3 separate regions of the Homo sapiens genome follow, and regions 2 and 3 are each linked to region 1. Evidence: chromatin loops called from intact Hi-C (ENCODE). Cell type or tissue: gastrocnemius medialis. All regions are shown on one strand. Each heading gives the region's core, and the rest is flanking DNA. Links, peaks and the distances in the headings are about the cores only. Region 1 has its middle 63 kb from the start of CYRIA. Region 2 overlaps CYRIA (CYFIP related Rac1 interactor A). Region 3 overlaps CYRIA (CYFIP related Rac1 interactor A).

Region 1 (6,275 bases), core at 768-5,767:
GAGTCGTTGCATGCTATGTTAGTTTTTCTATAACCCCTCATGTGTTTGCAGCCTTTCAGAATACCTGACCTTTGCATTCTTTAACTTATCGTTACCATAGTGCTTCCCTAGAAGGCTAACAGTGACAGTATAATTATTCTCCTGTTATACACAAAAAACTCAAGTACTTGAGAGTAAAGTGGCATGACTGAGGTTGACATCAGCAGATGGAGGAGTTAGGACCAGTACCTAGGTAGTTTGACTCCAGAATGGGTTTTTTCCACTTCATCACATTTTATCTTTTCCAGCCAGTATGCATTCCCTTTCTGCCTTTGGGGATTGGTTCAATATTTCTTCTGTTGGAGCTGGGTGGGGGACACTCCAACAAATACCTAGCCCTTGCCTCTTCTGATTCTTCTGGAAGGAGTCCACTTTCCATGAGTGGAAAATCCAAAAGAAACTATTATTCTGGAGAGGCCCAGTGCCTGATCTCTCATGCTCTACATTTCCCAACTCTCTTCCGGAAGTTACACTCACCCCAGATGACTTCAGAGACTCTTTCCGAGGCTTAGAGCAATAGTAATTGGCAAGCACTGTAATTGCCAACAGTCATTGGCAAGATACTGTTTGGTATCCACCTTCTTAAAATGGAATATGAGAACATATATTATTCTATTTTTTTAAAGTCTTTTTCCTCTTCTCTTCCTCCTCCTTCTCATTCTCCTCTTCCTCCTTTTCCTCCTCTTCACCTTTCTACTCCGTCTTTATTCCTGTCTATTCCTTGCAGCATTTTAAAGCTCTTCACACACATATGGGCAATTCAATTTTTTTCGCTAAGTCACTTTTGCTTCATTATCATTAAAACTAATGTGTATTTTTTTCTGCAAAACTTTGCTAAAGTCCCTAGCTAGGATACAAAAAACCTGGGTTCTAGTCATTTTTTCTTAGTCACTGGCCTTGTGACTTCAGAAGAGTCACATAATCTTTCAGTTCTCTTATTAATCATGTTTCGTTTTCAATTATTTATTTTCACGATTGCCTTCCCTACTGGACAGTGAACAAGTAGAAGGTAAGGCCAATATTCTGTTCAAATATGTATTCTTAAGGCCTAACACAGTTTCCAGCAGATATTGGTTGAACTCAATGGCGCATTGAATGTCAGAGAGAGGATAGGAGGCAATTAACTGCAGAAAAGGTACACTGAGAAGCCCTTCTCACCTGTTGGGTGCTTTCCTTGATATTTGAGGAGGAAAGTAACAGGGTCAAAGGGGTGGGAGGTGTGGAGATGATGACAATGATGATGATGACAATGTGTGTGTGTGTGTGTGCAAGCACTCTCCTGTGCACACATATGTGATGTTTGTTCAGAATGGAGGACATAGAGTTGCTGGCAGCAAGGGAAGGAAGGGAGCCACGAGTGACAAAAACCCAGATAGTGGATCACTGAATATCGGGATTTGATGTAACCAGAGAAAATGGAGTCAAAATTCCCTGGCCCAATACCCAACAGAAACCTAGTCAAATACCCATGATCTTAGCACCACTGTGTGGCAAGAGCTGGGAGTCAAGAGTTCTTCTAACTCATTGGGTGACACAGGGAAAGCTGCCTCTACTTTAAGGTGACCTTTCAATTTCCAAGACAGCAGAAGACAATGAAGGTTGTCAGCTGAACTTTCGAGGATGCAAAAACACCCACGAGTTGTTGAGTGTGCCATGCTATTTTCTGGGAAAACAGAGGCTTACTAGGATTTGCTTGTTTTGGAATTGCTTCATATCAACATTGCCAAGGAAAAGGCCACACGCTGCCAGAAAGCCGAACTATGATTAGGATTGTTGGGCTAGGGATAAGAATTGCCCAGAAGATAGGATTTTTTTTTTCCAAAAGAAAGACTGTGAAATATATATGAAGGTGAAAATAGAGTGACCACATATGATTAGTGTGATTGGGACCAAGACATTATGGAGAAAGCAATTCTGCTTAAATATCTAAAAGCACAAGAGATACCACAAATAAATCCTAGGAGAGAACACAAGTCAGGAGATTGACATGGGTATGAGGAATATAGGAAAGTATTTTTACCAACATAAAGAGGAGTGTGGAATATATTTCCTAAGAATGCTTCATACATCCTATCCTCCTGATATGGTTTGGCTCTGTGTCTAAATCTCATCTCAAACTGCAATTCCCACATGTCAAGGGAGGGACCTGGTGGGAGGTGATTGAATTATGGGGGTGGTTTCTCTCATGCTGTTCTCGTGATAGTGAGTGAGTTCTCATGAGATCTGGTTGTTTGATAAGTGTCTGGTGCTTCTCCCCCTCACTTACTCTCCTGCCGCCTTGTGAAGAAGGTGCCTGCTTTCTCTTCTGCCATAACTGTAAGTTTCCTGAGGCCTCCCCAGCCATGCAGAACTGTGAGTCAATTAAACCTCCTTTGTTTATACATTACCCAGTCCCAGGTAGTATTTTTACAGAAGTGTGAAAATGGACTAACACACCTTCTTAGGAATAATTTTAACATTAAATTAATGTTCAAGATAATACAAATAGTAGTGTTTATATAAGAAAATATTTTGTGTAAAAAGACCCAGAATCTCAGCTTTGTGTATTCTGTAGCTGTCCCAATAACAATTTTCTTGTAATTAAGCAGCCAGCTGTTCACTGACTCTCAAATGCTTTTCCCATTACAATGGCCAGCATGAGAGGCTGAGACATACATCTCCATCCTTATGTAAGAATTTGGGGGCATTTCAACAACTCAGCTGACTGTGTTTCATCTTCTCAAAGTACTTCTGTTTTGATCATTTTTTCTTATGAAATAGGGAAAATAAAACAAGAAAAACCAAAACCACAATTCCTATGAGTTTCATACCTTGTAAGTGTGTAATAACACTGCCAATACTCTCTGTGAGCATCAAGGTAACTTTTCCATAAAACATCAGGTTTTGTTTGTTTTTCTTAAACTTAAGAAAACAGGTTAAGAAGCATGTTTTCTCCTGTCATGATTTTGCAACGTTAAAGGCAACAGAGGGGTCTGTTTCCTGCATGTTTACTTACTGCAGAGCACGGGATTGTTCTGCACGTAGTACTCCGCCAGTTGTCTGGGCATCATTTCATCCTTCTTGACTATGTCTCATCAGGTTTCTCTCTGAGTTGATGATCTATTTTAAGAGTCACTGTTTCACTCTGCTACATCTGAGGAAACACTGTAGAACAATGCAAAACTAAATACTGGTTCTACATTATTGCAGGGGAGAGACTTTTGGCATATGTAGCCACCTTTCTCATAACATAAAAGAGCTATAAACATCAAAGCCCAAATAGATCTGAGACCACCTGTAGCCCAAACTAAGGAGAGAAATTTAGCCCAGAGCATCTTTAGTTTGAACACAAGTGAATATGATTCCTGGGCAGAATGTCTAGAAGAAAAATAAATGGGCACTGCATCTTTCTTTGTCTATAGAATGAGGTAATAAGATGTCAGATGAGAAGTGATCATGGTTTGGGACAACTGGTAAATTGGAGAAATTTGCTTTCAAAGGCACTAGCCTGCATATTCCCTGCACAGTGTCTCAGGCTCTCTGAAAGGCAGTTGATGACTTAGACGCTTGAAGAAATTAGTGTTAGTCATTTTCCACTAGAAAGACTATGTCATGGCGTGCTCTCTCCTCATCTTCCTTTCTCATTGGACCCATTTCTTCTTCCTTCTTGAAGTCATCATATGACGTGGACTCCATATCTGACAAGCACCAGTGATCACAGAATGAAAGTTCTGCCTCTCTGCCTGCAACTTCACAGTGCAGAGAGGGTCAACCCGAATGTTTGTACTCAACAGTTCTTGACTTTCATTTTCTAAGTTCATCATCACTTTTTAAGCTTTCGGGAGTCCTGGGTTTTAACTGTTTGCAGGAATTCTGGTTTCTAATTACTGTGAATGATACCTGACAATTTCCTTGGCCACAATTTCTCTGTCTGAATTTTAAACATCAAAAAATATACTGCACTTAATAGCCAAAAACACATTTTAAGTAAAAAAGTTTAATATACTCATGATGATGATAATTTTCCAACCATAGAGAAAATGGTTTCATACACTTGTTTTTGCTGAAATGCTGGCAGTGTGTGTCTATTGAGGCATTCATCTCCTTCCTACCCAAGAGACTCTTCCCATTGCCTCTAGGTTGAGGCTCACATCCCATCCTCCAGCAAGAGAGTGCTGCAAGGCCGTTCAGAATAGAGATTTATGTGTGCTTCACTTAAAATGAATCTCATCCCTGTCACCCACATAAAATATGATATCTCAGGCCATCACCGAGAGGAAATTCCAAGTCAGCTAAATGCCTTCCTGATCGTGACATGAGCATGAACAAGGCTCTAAACCAGCTCCGGCGCCTGCCTCACTTTCTAGCCTTGCCTCTGCCAGGCCCCCAGTGTACCCCACGCCTCAGACAGACACAGTCACTTGTGCTTTTCCACTGTCCATGCTCTGAATTGCCTCTGAGCAGGCATCCCCTTGATCTAGAGATCTTCCATTCATTCTTCAAAAAAAAGGCATCTTGTCCTCTGGGAAACTGAAACACTACTTTGCTGCTGTAAGGATGAGATTACCATCATTTTTTTTTTTTTTTGGCACTACTGGCATTCATTTTTCTCCTATTCTCTCTATTATTTTTTAGAAGCATTTAAAAACTTACAAATGAGTGTGCGTAATATAGCCATATACTTTAATGAATAATAATAAAATGAACACCCAGATACCTACCACCTGGCTTGATTGTCAACTTTTTGAAAACATTGTGTGCCTTTCTCTGACCCATTCCCTTCCCCTCCCTAGGGAAAAAATTCAGATCACCACGTTCCTGAATTTTTGAATTATCTTTTTTATTTCTGTAGAATTTGACCACATTTGCAATCATATGTAAACAACACATTACAGTTTTACCTATATTTAAACTTTCTGTACATTGAATCAAATGACTTACAATTCGTATTCTTCTGATTTGCTTTTTTCACTCAACGTTATATCTTCGAGATCCATCCATGATGATGCGTAAGACCAATGTCCATGAGTTCCTTCGTTGTTATATAGGGTTCCACTGTATAAATCATCACAATTTATGTATCCATTCTCCTGATGATAGAGTATTATTTTTTGTTCTTGTAAGAAATTCTCATAAACATTTTTGAACATTTCTCTTAGTGTAGATTGCAAGTTAAAAATATAGTTTTTAAACTATATACTTAGAAATGACAGTGTTGTGTCAAAAATGCAAATTTCATTCCTTTAGGCAATGCAAAATTGTTTTCAAAAGCCATTATACCAATTTATCCTTCCTTTACTACCATTTGTAGTTTCCAAGTTTTTTGTCTTTCCTTTATTCTTTCATTCTTCTTCTTTTCTTTTTTTTTTAGATGGAGTCTCTCTCTGTCACCTAGGCTGGAGTACAGTGGCATGACCTCAGCTCACTGCAACCTGCACCTCCCCAGTTCAAGTGATTCTCCTGCCTCAGCCTCCTGAGTAGCTGGGATTACAGGTGCCCACCACCATGCCCAGCTAATTTTTGTATTTTTAGTAGAGACAGGGTTTTGCCACGTTGGCCATGCTGGTCTCGAACTCCTGGCCTCAAGCAATCCACCCTCCTTGGCATTCCAAAGTGTTGGGATTACAGGTGTGAGCCACCACGCCCTATCTTTTTTCTTTCTTGACTTCTTTTGGATTGATTTATATCTCTCTTTCATACTTTAATTTTCTTCAACTATTGTGGAAGTTACATACACACACACACACACACACACACACACACACACACGCACAAGTTAAATTCTGAACTTGGTCAGTATCTTTAACTTCTTCTAAACAGTATGAAAATTTTATGACACATTAACTCTGATCATCTCAATTCTAAATAATTTGCTAATGTTGTCCTGAATTTTGGCTCTTTCTTGTTTATTTAGGTGTATGAATTTACTAAACATATTATAATAGTTTAATGCAATAGATATTTTTACATTTACTCACATTTTTAACATTTTCTTTGTTTACTATTCCATTTGTAGTCTTCAACTTTCCTTCTGAAATTATTGTACCTCTTCCTTTTTTCTTAAAGCAGTGATTTGACTTCAGTCTTTCTTCTTTCTCCTCTGGTGATTCTAATTAGACATATTAATACCTTCTCAGTTTATTGTTCATGTCTCTTTACTTGTGTCTTTCTATTTTTTGGTGGGGGGGTACATTCTGGATAATTTTTTTCAGATGAATCCTCCAGGTCATAAATTTTATCTCCAATAAAATTGGTAA
Region 2 (6,275 bases), core at 771-5,770, 72 kb before region 1:
ATGTTACACCAGAAGCGAATCTCAAAGGGTCTGTCCAGGCAAAGAAAGGGCATTTTGAAAACAGGATGTAGCTCATGTGTGATCCTGCGTAAATCACATTACCATTTTCTCTTCTGTAATACGAAGCTAACGCATAGTATTTGCAAGTCTATGATGAGCCATGAAACTGAAAATGGACTTTGGGTGAGCTAAACTGAGCCAGTAGTGGGGCAGGCTGAAACAACATGGGAAGAGACAAGAGGAAGTTGCCTTTCTCCACAGCCAGCAGATTGAGTTATGACCAGCAGACAGATACTGGGGAAGCCCAGCCCTGTGAGGTGGGAGCTGGTGGGTCAGCTTGATCTCCTGGTTCAACAAGGAGTGTTTCTGTTCCAGGGCAAGGCAAAACCCCAAGCGCTCTATAAAACTGCAGCCTGTGAATCACTGATTCACCAAGCAAGCCAAAATGTTTGCATCTCTCCGAGTCTTGGTTTTGCTCTCTATAAAATAAAAAGCACAACTTCTTCTTCCATCGAATGACACATCTGGAAGTATCCAGAAAACTGTCTGGCACTTTGGGAATACATGGTCAAAGTTTGTTAAGTAGAAATACCATATACTATTTGCATGAAATTTACATTAAGGTAGGGCGTGCCATGGGACTCCATTCTGGAAAAAGGCAAAGAAATCAAGCTATGATCATATTTTCTGAGGCTTAAGAGACTCCAGTCATGGCAGGAAAAAGGATTTTATTTTCTTTAAAAAAAAATAAAATTGTGGCCTGGAAGCAGTGCGAGCTGTGTGGTATGGAAACGTGTAGAAGTTTTAGAGCCAGGCCGACTTCAACCAAATCCTGGTGCCCCATTTTCAGCCCTTTTCAGTCCTATGTCTTAAAGCAAATTTTAAAAAAAACCTTCTTAGCTTCATTGTCTTTATCTTTAAAAAAGAAATGAAAATATCACCTTAGAAGGTGTCTGTGGGATGAAAAAATGTATACAAAAATACTATCCAAATAGTTAGAATTAATAGGTGCTAAATGTATACTGAATAGCATAATTCACTGTTGTTAACATAATTAAAAATTTGGGAATACTATGAAAAATTAAGGGTCATGACTGGACTGGGCAAGCTATAAGTCACTGGTTAGAAAAAAATAACTCACATTCATATACCACAAATAGTGATCACACTGTAGCTATTTTAGTTTCTATGAGCTACTCAATCTATTTCCTGAATCTGAGGTTTAACAGATAAATTTACACAACCTATGACCTTACTAGCAGGTTGAGCATGTAGTGTGAAAGGGAGAAAGAGGGACGAGGCCTTGACACACAGATGTTTTAAAGGGAGAAAAAACAGGAGATATGCACTTAGCACTCCATCCACACCCGTACAAGCTCACTCGCTCGCCCCAAGTGATGAAAGAGGAAACCCCAATTCAGACCCATGGGGAAGAGGGCTCTTTGCTTCAGTAATTGCAGGCCAGAGCTGAACAATCTCCTCTTCCATCTTGAGAATGCCTCTGGGCTTGGGGTGTGGGGCCTAGTGTGTGGGCTTGCCTCACCAACCCAGGAATGGCTTTAGACTTCATCTAGTCAAACATACTTGTTAAAAATGGAGGAACTGAGGCTCAGGGAGGGGAGGAGGCTTACAACAAGTTAGGCAGAAGGTCAGTGGCAGAGCTAGGCTTATACCCAGGGGACTCCTTGGACAGTGCTCACTCCACTGCCCACATGGTCTTCCTGATCCTCCGCAGTTTGGTAAGCAAAACTGCAACAATATTTCACATTCTCTTCTGTTCGTTCTCCCTCACATCCAGTGTCTCAACTCTGCTAAGCCCTGCTTGGGCTTGACCCTAAAGAACTTGAACCTGAAGGAGTTGTAAATGTGCGGCAACTGGAGCACGGCCTGATCACGCAGGGGCTCAGACAGCTGCAGCACAGCTTCTCCTGCTCCCTCCCTTTCTTTTCTCTTTCATAATCTTTTTCCTACTTTCCCCAACTGACTATTACATAAAATTGAATGCATTCTTGGTCTTTTTTTTTTAAACCTGAATTGGGTTTTTCTTTCACTTATTTTTATTTCTAAAGTCGCATATGCAAATGATTTGGGTGTTTTAAAAATGTGTAGCATAAGATTTACAGGGTTCTATGTTTCTGAAGCAGCAGAATTGGATATTTCTCCCTAAGAAATGTAATTCAGTTGCTTTCTGCCAGTTAATGTCAGAATTGCCTTTCTTGGTGGTTACCGGTCCTTGAAAGACAAAAGGTCCCTTGGCTTGCAGGGGCATCTGAGTAGTCAGTTCCACCTGTGAGCTACACAAAGGCCAGGGCAGAGCCTTGTCCAGAGAGTGCCTGGCAGATTCCTGCCCTCTGCAGCTCTTCCTTGGAATGAAAAGGATTCCCCCAATGCACATGTACACGCTTACACATACACCTGTACACATCCACATATTCACCCCCACACACCCACTCACAAACTGCACACACACATACCCACACTCACACATACCTATACACACACAGCTATACACATCCACATATCCACACCCACACACCCACTCACAAGCCACACATAAACACACATATATTCCAACCACACACATCCATTCAAACCACACACATCATACTTATACACTCACAAGTCCAGGCCTCTCTAGTTTCTAAGGGCCAGCCATCCCCAGAGGCACCCTATTCTCCATGTGCGCTGATGTGAACCATATTTACAGCTCCCTAGTGGCTCCAATAGTCTATGCAAACCAAAGGCCTTCAGGATCCTGGAAGTTAAGGTCACTCCTCCGTGGTGGAAGCTACATGGCTATCACTGGTTGTGAGTGGGTGAGACCCTCCTCCAGAAGGACACAGTGGGTCCTCAGAGAGGAGGAGCTGCTGATTTTTAAACATCATCAGATTCTGAAAGAAATGTTAATCTTTTGATCTGGAAAATGTCAGAATTATGATGCATTAATAATAAACTCAAAAGACAAAGACATAAAGAAAGAGAAAACAGGAGAGAAATGCAGAGCAATTGCTGGAATGGCCGTTGCCATTAGGGCCACTGCCAATGGCCATGCTTGGTCAAGCAGCCAGTGAGACCTCGTGAGCGTCAGTGGCGTGAATGGCAGTCGAGTCACCAGGGCCAAAATACATCTGAGGCAACCAGCCAAAGGCACAGAAACACTAGAGCTGTGGAAGAAGTAAAGGAAGACCCGAGAGGGAACCCAGCAGAGAGCACAGGGAAACTTTCTACATCCCTCCAGAGGTCAGCCTGGGGCTGGCAGAAGTTACCAGTACAGCCAGACAGACAGCTCAGTGCTTCCCACTCTCCTCCTCTTTTGACGTCCTAGCCTCCATGTCTTAATTCTCAGAGAGACAAAGGAAGAAGTCATTTACTTAGAAACTCAGTTCCTAGGGGCCAAGGAAGAGAAGTGACAAGCTCAAGCTCACTTTACAACCAAAGAACAGACCCAAAATAAGAACCAAAATGTTCTCACGCTCGGCTGAGGCTTTTCACTTCCCCATGCTCACTCTTTCAGCCCTGGCTCTTCCTCACATGGGCAAAATGATGAGTAAGATTTAAAAATTCCCTCTGCCATCCCCCTCCAAGGCCAAAACCAAAACTTAATTATAAGCCACACTCAATAAAAAATTCCCAGCTTATTTTTACTTCTCAGGAAATTTTTTTTAAAATGACTTTGTCCCAGTGAAATTTGAGAGCCCATGTTTTTTGATGTTTTTTGTTGTTTTTTTTTTTTTGGCTGTTGTTTTGTTTTTGTGCCAAGCATGGTCATTTAATTCAGTTAATTGAGAAAATATAAAAATGGCCACTAATGCTTTTGATAAGCATGAGATGGGCCATGTCACCATACCCTCTAATATCCAAAGGTAGGATATTCACTTGTGTCATCTGGACTTTGCCGACACAGTCAGTTCTTTTAGGCTTTCTGCAAGATCCACAAAACCTTCTTTGAGACTCTTTGCTCAGATGTGCTTCCAAATTCAGAAATGTCTTTTAGAAAGGTAAAGAGTGCATAAGCCATGTATTACATACATGCCCAGCAGGGTCTGGGACACTTATCTTTCTGCTGAAAACCTCATTCATCTTGAGTGTAATACATAAAAGTTATAGAGTCTCTGGGCCAGCTTTTGCTTTCAAATGCATGATGAAATAAACTTCCCATTTTCAGAGCTTTTTGGATTTTGGACTTAAAAATAAGCGAATGTGTATGTGTCAAAAAATAGCTTATGACCCCATTTATTAATTCTGAAGGTATTCAAGGACCTGGATTTAAAACTGCAAGACTCCAGAAAAAAAATACATGTTTAAAAAATAAGAAAAAGACTTAGGATAAGGAGATTGATCATATAGTGCATGTACAGTGCTTGATGCTGATGAGAATCATTATCCTTGTTACAATCTAGGAAATAATGTGGCTAGGTTCACTTCAGGCATAAATTGAAAGCTCGAAAGCTAGAAACAGAAGTCTAGAGGGGTTGACTATGTGGGGCTTTTTCAGGGACAATTCAGGAATGTGTTGTCAGAGAAAGGACAAGTTTCACGTCATTTCCCACCCAGAGAAACAAATAAAGAGGAACCTAGAGGACGTAGCAAAAACTTTACAAACAAATTTTATTCAAAGGTCAGGCCAGAAGGAAGATGGATGTATATTTAATTCACATATTCCTCACAATATTCCTGAGACACAAACATTATTAACTTTAGTTCACAAACTGGAAAACTTAGCAAGCTTAAGGAATTTGCCCAAGGAAAGGGCCAAGATTCCATCCAACCCAGGTCTGTTTGCTTCCAAACACTTGCTCCAGAACTTCAAGGAGCAGATGTCACTTGTCTGGATTTCAGAGAGCTGTGGTAGCTGAGTTCTTGTCTCAGCCTTGGAAAAGCCACTGGTCTCAGTTTCTCTTTCTTCCTCTTTTCCTGTCTTTCCCTTTCTTTCCTTTCCTTTTTTTCTTTTCTTTTCCTTCCACCCTTCCTTTTCTCTTCCTTTTCTTTTCTCTTCATTCCATCCATCTACCTAGCTATCTAATCCCCCAGTTTCTGTGGAATAGAGGAGAAAGAGCAGGGGTGTTCATCAGCATGCATGCCTGTCACTCTGTAAGCTGAGAACATAGTTATCTTGTGTTCCTTCCCATGACTGCAAGCTGTACCAAGGAAGGGCCTGAGAAGTAAGTTGGATACCACCTGCCTCAACTGGGAGCGATCCACAGCTCAACAAGGCCATATACTGCACTCAGTGCAGGCTCAGCTCATTATTTCTGTGTGGCATCCTCCGTGGAGGTGGGCTGAGCAAAGGACACCCTGAAGGACGTCAGCCAAACACAGACACACCAGTCACAGGGAAGCACTTGAAACACAAGCTATATTTCATTCAGTTCTAAGGTATGGAGGCTCCTCTGGCTAGCAGAAACTCACCAGCTCTTTGAGATGAGTGTTCTACCCAAGACACATGCTAATTAACTCCATGCTCCTCACATATGCACAGCTCTTGTTTATAGTGTGGGTGATACAGAGAGATCAGGCTTTGAAGGCACACAGATGTGGTTTCAGATACCAGCTATGCCACTTTTCTAATGAGGTGACATTCTGCAAATTCCTTAACACCTCTGGACTTCCATTCGCCCATCCATAAAATGGGGATAATATCTGTTTCAAACGTTCTTCAGAAGATTGCTAAAAGTGGGTACAAAATGTTTATCATTGTCCTGCTGACAATACCCTACATGGCTCAGTAGGAACACAAGACTCAGGAGATCGACAGCTTGTCAAAGCCCAGGCTGCTTGTAAGTGGGCAGCGTGACTACAAGACCCCGGGTCTTCTTGGACTCTCCACTTGCTCTTGCCCCAACCACAGCATGAAGCTTCTCACATGAGGTGACTGGGAGCCAGCCTCATCACCGTGGCTGGAAAGGCCTGCATCTGGTTGCCAATGCGAATGAGAGAACTTGAAGAGTGTTGGGATAAGAGCTTGTCACTCATTGTTCCTCATGATCGAAAAATGATTGTGCATTTAATTTTGAAACTCAGGAATCATCAAACCAAATAATGATTTTTAAAAAGCAACATTAACTTAAAACAGAAGAGCACATTGCAGTAACCAAGGCATCTGTGAGGTCAACCTTCTTCTGCATTCACTGTGGTGAAGGCTCTGGAATATGGGAGTAAGCTGGTCCCTCTGTGCCACTCCTGTGTCTCTGCTTGTCTCTTCCCACTGTCATCAGCCTTTTATCAGGATGCTCAGCCAGAAAGTGGCTCCCTTTCTGGGAAGGAAAACAGGGCTT
Region 3 (6,275 bases), core at 891-5,890, 90 kb before region 1:
ATCTGATCAGGCTGGCACCACTCAGACATGCACAAGGAAAGAGGCAATGGCAGGCAGCATATCTACTGTCCCTCAGCCTCTGGGGTCTGGAGTCAGCGAAAGTAGGGGGTGAGGTGTAACCACAGCCGTTGCTGGAAGTCCCTTGCAAGACTCCGGATTCTGAGTTCTCACACTGAGAGTGGCAGCTGATTTCTAAACAAGCAGATGACAGAACACAGGACCTCCCTCTGTGTCTCCCTGAAGATCTGAATCTGACCATAAACCATCCGACTCACAAAGCCCTTTAATTAAAAGCCCAAGGGCCCAGAGCTAATTCGAGATGTGGCAAGACCCAGTGGCTTCTCAAGCACCAGAACTGTGAGCAGATTAATGGGGATAATTTCGCCCTTCCTGGTCTATAAATGACAACTCACTCAGATGCACTGAATGCCAGAGCTGGAAGCCACCTGGGCAACTCTCTGCCCAGCCCCTTGCTTTGTGAATGAGGAGCTCATGGTCCAGGATAGGAGGCCAACTGCCCCAGGCCCGGTCCCGAGTTTCTTACTGACTTTCAGCTAAATGCAGCTTTCTTGGTGTCCAGTGCTGAGTCACCTATCTATTCAGAGAAAATGTTTTTGTTGAGGTCTCTACACTCCCTCTGCAAGGCTTACTCAGAACTCCGGACAAGCTGGTTACAATCCATCTGGGACCTAGGGCCACAGGTTGGAAGTAGGACAACTTCAGGGAAAGAAATTACCCCTGCCTGGGCAACGTAGTAAGATCCTATCTCTCCCCCAACCCCTTGCCAAAAAAAAAAATAAGAAAGAAATACAAAACATTAGCTGGGCATGGTGGCATGCGCCTGTAGTTCCAGCTACTAGGAAGGCTGAGGTGGCAGAATCACCTGAGCCTGGGAAGTTGAGGCTGCAGTGAGCCATGATCATGCCTCTGTACTCCAGCCTGGGTGACAGAGCAAGACCCCATTTCAAACAACAAAAAATAGAAAAGAAATTTCCAAAACCCCCACACACCAGGAGCTGGCTATCTCCTGGGCTGAGTTTGGCCCCTTTCATCACTCCTCTGTCATTCATTCCTCACATCCACATCCCAGCACAGTGGATCTTGTGATGCCCAGGCTGAGTGAGATAAAGAAATCTGTTTGGCCAAACAGCTAATGGATTTCTTTGATTGCAGTGCTCATCAAACTCTTTTCTTTTTAACTTAAAAGTTGTAATATCTAAAGCAGCAACAAGATGACTTCTAGGGACTGAGTGTTTGTATCCCCCTAAATTCATAGGTTGGAGCCTAAATTCCCAATGTAATGGTATTTGGAGGTGAGGGAAGATTCTTTGGGAAGAATCAGGTCATGAGGATGGAGCTTTGTGAATAAGATTAGTGGCCTTCTCAAAAGAGACACAACAGAGATGATGTTTTTCTCTCTTCACCATATGAGGATGCAATGAGGAAACAGCCATCTGCAAGCCAGGAAGCCAGCCCTCACCAGACACCAGGTCTGCCCACATCTTGATCTTGGACTTCACAGCCTCCAGAACCGTGAGAAATGTATTTCTGTTATTTAAGTACTCCAGTCTATGTAATCTGTTACAGTATCCTGAACTGACTAAGCCAATGACTTCTTCAGTAATGACAAAATAATTTTGCCACATATTATTAATTAACAAACCCCTAATATATTGGATTGCAAACTTGAATTTTTTTATGCTAATAATGGCAAATACTTATGCATATGATTTATGTACCTTTCATTATACAAAATAATCTCTCATTAACAAAATAGCTTCAAGTAGCATCTACCACTCTCATTTTACTGATGCAGAGACAAAGGTCCAGAGTGCTCAGGTGAATTTTCTGACATCACACAGCCAGTCAATGGCAGAAGGGTGTCTGATCCTGAACTCTGTGTCCTTCACCAGGGACTGTGTCCACTTAGGGACCAATCAGATGCCACAGACCCTGGAAATCAGTATGTTTCATTAACATGTCTGCTAAGTGTGGTGCTGAGGGCCTGGGTAACGGGGGGTGATGGGTGGGGTGGCAGTTGTGACCTCATCTTGGGGTTTGGAAGGAGCCACACACCTGAATAGCACACAGTTACCGAAGCCTACCTGTTAGGTAAAGCCTTTGAGGTTCATTCAGACAGAGGAGCAGTAAGAAGGAGAAGGAATCTCACTGGAGCCCACCCTGCAGGCTGTTACTGGTTTCCTGAATTTCTTCCACCCCTGGGGATGAAGATTCAGAGAACAAGGTATGGTACCTCCATCTTGTTTGCTAACAGCCCGTAAGCTTCCAGGAAATATAAACACAGGAAATGACGATTAAGTACAGTGTGGCAGTTGCACAGGCTGGTGTGGAAGCATCCGTGGTGGGCACCGGACTCCACCTGTGTGATGGGATCTGGCCGGGAAAAGCTTCCTGGAGGGGCTGGGGCCTAATCAGAGTGTGAATTCCATGCACCACTAAGGGATGCTGTGAGGATGTGAAGTAGGAATAGGGTGTTCAGGCACAGAGCACGGGCCTTGAAAATGAACAAGTGACAAACCTCCTCATGTGAGGAACTCTGCATGAAGGGGTGTGGCTGGAGCATAAGAAATTGATGGGTTGGACTGGGAGGGAGGCTTGCACCGCACATGAGGCAGGGGCTGGGCGGACCACAGAGGGCCTAGCAAATACTTGTAAAGGAATCTGCATTTTGAACGTAGGGTTTTACCTTTTATTATTTTGCAGAGACAGGGTGCTATTGTCAGGTTTGTATTTTATATCGTGTGAGTGTGGAGTGTTGTGTGTGTAGATCTATATCTGTATCTATGTAATATCACTACTCTGGCAGTAGTGCCCTTACTCAAGTGACTTCACCAAGCCTTCAATTATTTTCTCTCTAAAATGGGAAAAACATGATGTGCCCTCCATATCTCAAAAGTGTTATAAGAATAAAGTGAGATAATTAATAAATAATTATTAAAGATTAAGAAAACGACAAACTTACATAAATAATTATATCTGGATTCTCTCAAGGCTGCATACAGAAAATCTCAGAACTTTAAAATATCCACTTCAAAAGAATAAATTGGGAGGGAGAGTATGAAGCATGGAGCGGAGAAAGCCACTTCCTGCAGCTGTCGCTGTTACTGTCTGGAAGGCCCTGCCCAGCAATGCACTCTGGTAATCGCTCGTCCTCGTCTCCCATGTTCTGGGCTAACTTTCTGATCCATCCAATAGCGGTAAGGAAGCAAAATACCAAGACCCTCAAACCCACCTTTCTTATTTCGCCAATGAATGTATGTTTCCAATTTTAGATAAAAGAATGACTTTCACAAAGCTCTTCCTGAATCTTAGAGAATAATAAATAGATAGGCAAAGAATATCTGATATTCAGATGAAATGGCAAGGTCTTTGTCTTACACGATGGGCACAGAAATGCCCAGTTGATTTCAGTTTCCCTCTTTCAATCTGCCCTCACCCTGGATGTATTTGACTCCAGCTAAAAGAAGGCAAGACCAGTGGAAGCAGCCTGCTGCCTAAGTACCTGCAGTGTGGGGCAGTCTGTGGAGGATAAAAGCCTCTTTCAGGAAGGAATGGTTTCCAACCACTGCACAATTACCTTTATTAGCATAACGTCCCATTGTGCATTTTGCAAAACACTTTCCCATTCCATCTCAGGAAGACTGCAGTGACAGAAATTGCTGCCACTGGGGGGAAGAGCGTGTCTGTAAAATTTAAACCATTGGGCATTTGTTCAAGACTCCTGGGAAATGATATCCCTTGATATATAATTCATAATAGCCTTAAAGCTTGCCCTACTTCTGACACATAGATGATATATTTTGGATAAGTCAGAGAGGGAGGAGGGAGAAAAATTACTTTCGAATGGCTCTGCTGTTCTTTGCCTTTTGAGTAAAGCCTGACAATATTTTGGACCACTCTTTTCCACCATAAGGGCTTCCCTTTAAGAGCTTTTTTATTTTATTTTTTATCTTTTAAATTGAAGAGGCAGCATATCATCCAGTTTCAGTTTTATCTTCTGTAACACCGGATAAAAGATGAGGCTGAATCCATCTGTTAGCACATACAGGCTGCAAACTGTGTGAATGCAGGCACACCCGCATGCATGCGCCTGCACGCACACACACACATCCTTGCAAAAAGGGGGAAAAATCCACACTTTTAAAAAATTTATCATCAGCAATCCTACCAATGCCGACTAGATAGCAGCACTTTTATCCTTTTATGGGCAGATTCAGGAGGAAGCCAGCCTCGCCCCCACAGAGGCTCTTCCCCCTGCACTGCCATAGGAATTGGGATGCTGGGACTGGCAGCAGGCCAGCCCCTCCCCCACAGCGCTAGGGTTCTAGCCTCCTGAAATCAGTGATGATACCATTGGGGGCCATAGCCTGCCATGCCCCAGCTGGCCCTGGCTGGGGACTGGGAGAACCACAAGGCATTGAGAGGGCTTCCATCTTCTGGCACAATTGGCCAAGCGACTAGGCTGGTTTTCTAGGGAAAATGGGCAGGCAGCCTGCCTAGATTTATGGAGGCAGAGTGGAGAGCCCCATCTGGTTGCTTGGCCTTTCCTCTGGTGCTGCTGGTTGGGTGGCACTGTGTATCGCCCTCTCTGGGCCTCCAGAGCTGCTTTTGCTCAAAATTACTGGTGATGCTGCAGGCACTGGATCAGATCAGGTGCAACAGAAGATCAGAGATTGGAGGCCAGAGATGACCTGGATGCGTCAGCTCTCACCTTTTTAGGTGGACACAGTGCAGGTAGAGAGTCCTGAAATGCACAGGGTTCTTTTGTTTCCTAAACACAGAAACTATGTTAATCACAGAGTTCCAAAAATAAGCAGCTTCATTTCATTAACGAGGTGAAGCTTGAGCACACATGGGCTTGGAAGAGGATGGGGTGGGGGTGGGGATGACAAGCACAAGGGACAGCCGAGGCCACTGACCTCAAAAGGCTGACGAGTTTCTCAGGGAGGGCCCAGGGACCCAGATCCACACCATGTGCCTATCCCTCTGGAGTGCTGAGCCCGTGAACTCTGATCCTACAGTGCCTCACATCCGCCCCCTCCTCTGCTCCCACTTCTGTTGCCCTAATTTAGGCCCTTATTATCTTTCTCCTGGACAGTTCTGCACACACAGCCAGATGACTCTTCCCAAAGCAGCACGGCTATTATTGCATCACTCTATGGCTCAAAAACCTTTAATGATTCCTCCACTGACTAAGAAATAAAGCCCAGCTTCTATTTTCTAAGGCCCTCTTCATTGAGTCCCTGGCCCAAATCCTAGCCTCATTCTCCGCTCTTCCTTCTCCTCCGTATGCCACGCCTTCAGCCCAGGGTCCCCTTTCCAGCCTTCCCACCTGCATGCCCTTACTCCTATATGCCCCTTTTTCTAAAATATTCTTCTTTCTCCTCCATTTGTTTAATTCTAAATCCTATCCAGCATTCAAGGCCGAATTTAAAGGCCACTTCAGCCATGGACTCAACCTTGACTCCCAGAGAAAATTTCTTTGTCCTCTGAACTCTCATAATTTTACTATCCCTCAATCCCTTTCTTTTGCTGTAACAGATTCTAGACACCTTGCTTTTCTCCTTAGGCTGTAAGACATCTGAGGGTAGAAAAATACCAAGTTTAACTTTGCATACTCATTCCATCTAGCACATGGGAGGTGCTCACCAATGTTGCATAAGCACACAAGTGAGCGTGCCTGCAGGATGGCAGACAGAAAAATGTTTTGCAGGAGATGCAGCAACATAAGCAGATCATGCCATGATGGCATGCAAAGGAGGCAGGCTGGGTGGGCTGGGGGTGAGAGCAGAGGACATGGTGATCTCCACGATGCTGAAGCCAATGGTCAACTCTCTCTTCATCTTTATTAAACCCATTAGCAATAATTGACACAATTGAGTTATCATCCCTTTTAGAAAGACTTTATTTACTTGATCTCTAGGAGGTCAGGGTCTCTTAATTTTCCTTCTAGTCAATGTGTGCTCCTTTTCAGTCTCTTTGGTTGCCTCTTTCTCTTTTTCTAAATTCTTAATATTGGCACTTCCCAGGACTTGGCCCTTCAGCCTCTCTACTTTATCAGGACTCACTCCTTTGGTGATCTTGCCTTAGTTTCACACCTTCAAATATCATCTCTATTTTGATAAATACCATATTTATATTTCCAGCTTTGACCTCTCCCTTGCCAGCAATAACCAGCAGTCTACTCAGAAGCTACACTCCAATGCCTAACTCAAACTCAGCGTGGCCCAAAACAGAACTCTTCCTCTTTCCTC

What was found. Peaks named below come from ENCODE experiments on the same cell type or tissue, not always from the same donor. Only the 100,000 strongest peaks of a DNase experiment are listed, where the experiment ranks them.
Region 2: it touches region 1 in a loop (7-fold over the local background); 13 of 110 quality-filtered maps call a loop at or near these places.
Region 3: a loop joins it to region 1, with 4 times the contacts of the local background. A loop is called at or near these places in 5 of 110 quality-filtered maps.

What each region holds. Positions count from the first base shown.
Region 1 is chr2:16,725,825-16,732,099 of GRCh38, forward strand. No RefSeq gene overlaps it. Among named protein-coding and RNA genes, the nearest start is that of CYRIA, 63 kb to the left of the region's middle. In gastrocnemius medialis, for the core only: no CTCF peak of the experiment used is centred there; a DNase peak (open chromatin) is centred at 3,057; H3K27ac peaks cover 1,077 bases.
Region 2 is chr2:16,653,760-16,660,034 of GRCh38, forward strand. All of the region lies in intron 1 of CYRIA (CYFIP related Rac1 interactor A), which reads right to left. Among named protein-coding and RNA genes, the nearest start is that of CYRIA, 8.9 kb to the right of the region's middle. In gastrocnemius medialis, for the core only: no CTCF peak of the experiment used is centred there; a DNase peak (open chromatin) is centred at 3,152; H3K4me3 peaks cover 647 bases; H3K27ac peaks cover 5,000 bases.
Region 3 is chr2:16,636,010-16,642,284 of GRCh38, forward strand. The region is part of intron 1 of CYRIA (CYFIP related Rac1 interactor A); the gene reads right to left. Among named protein-coding and RNA genes, the nearest start is that of CYRIA, 27 kb to the right of the region's middle. In gastrocnemius medialis, for the core only: a CTCF peak has its summit at 3,638; no DNase peak of the experiment used is centred there; H3K27ac peaks cover 2,608 bases.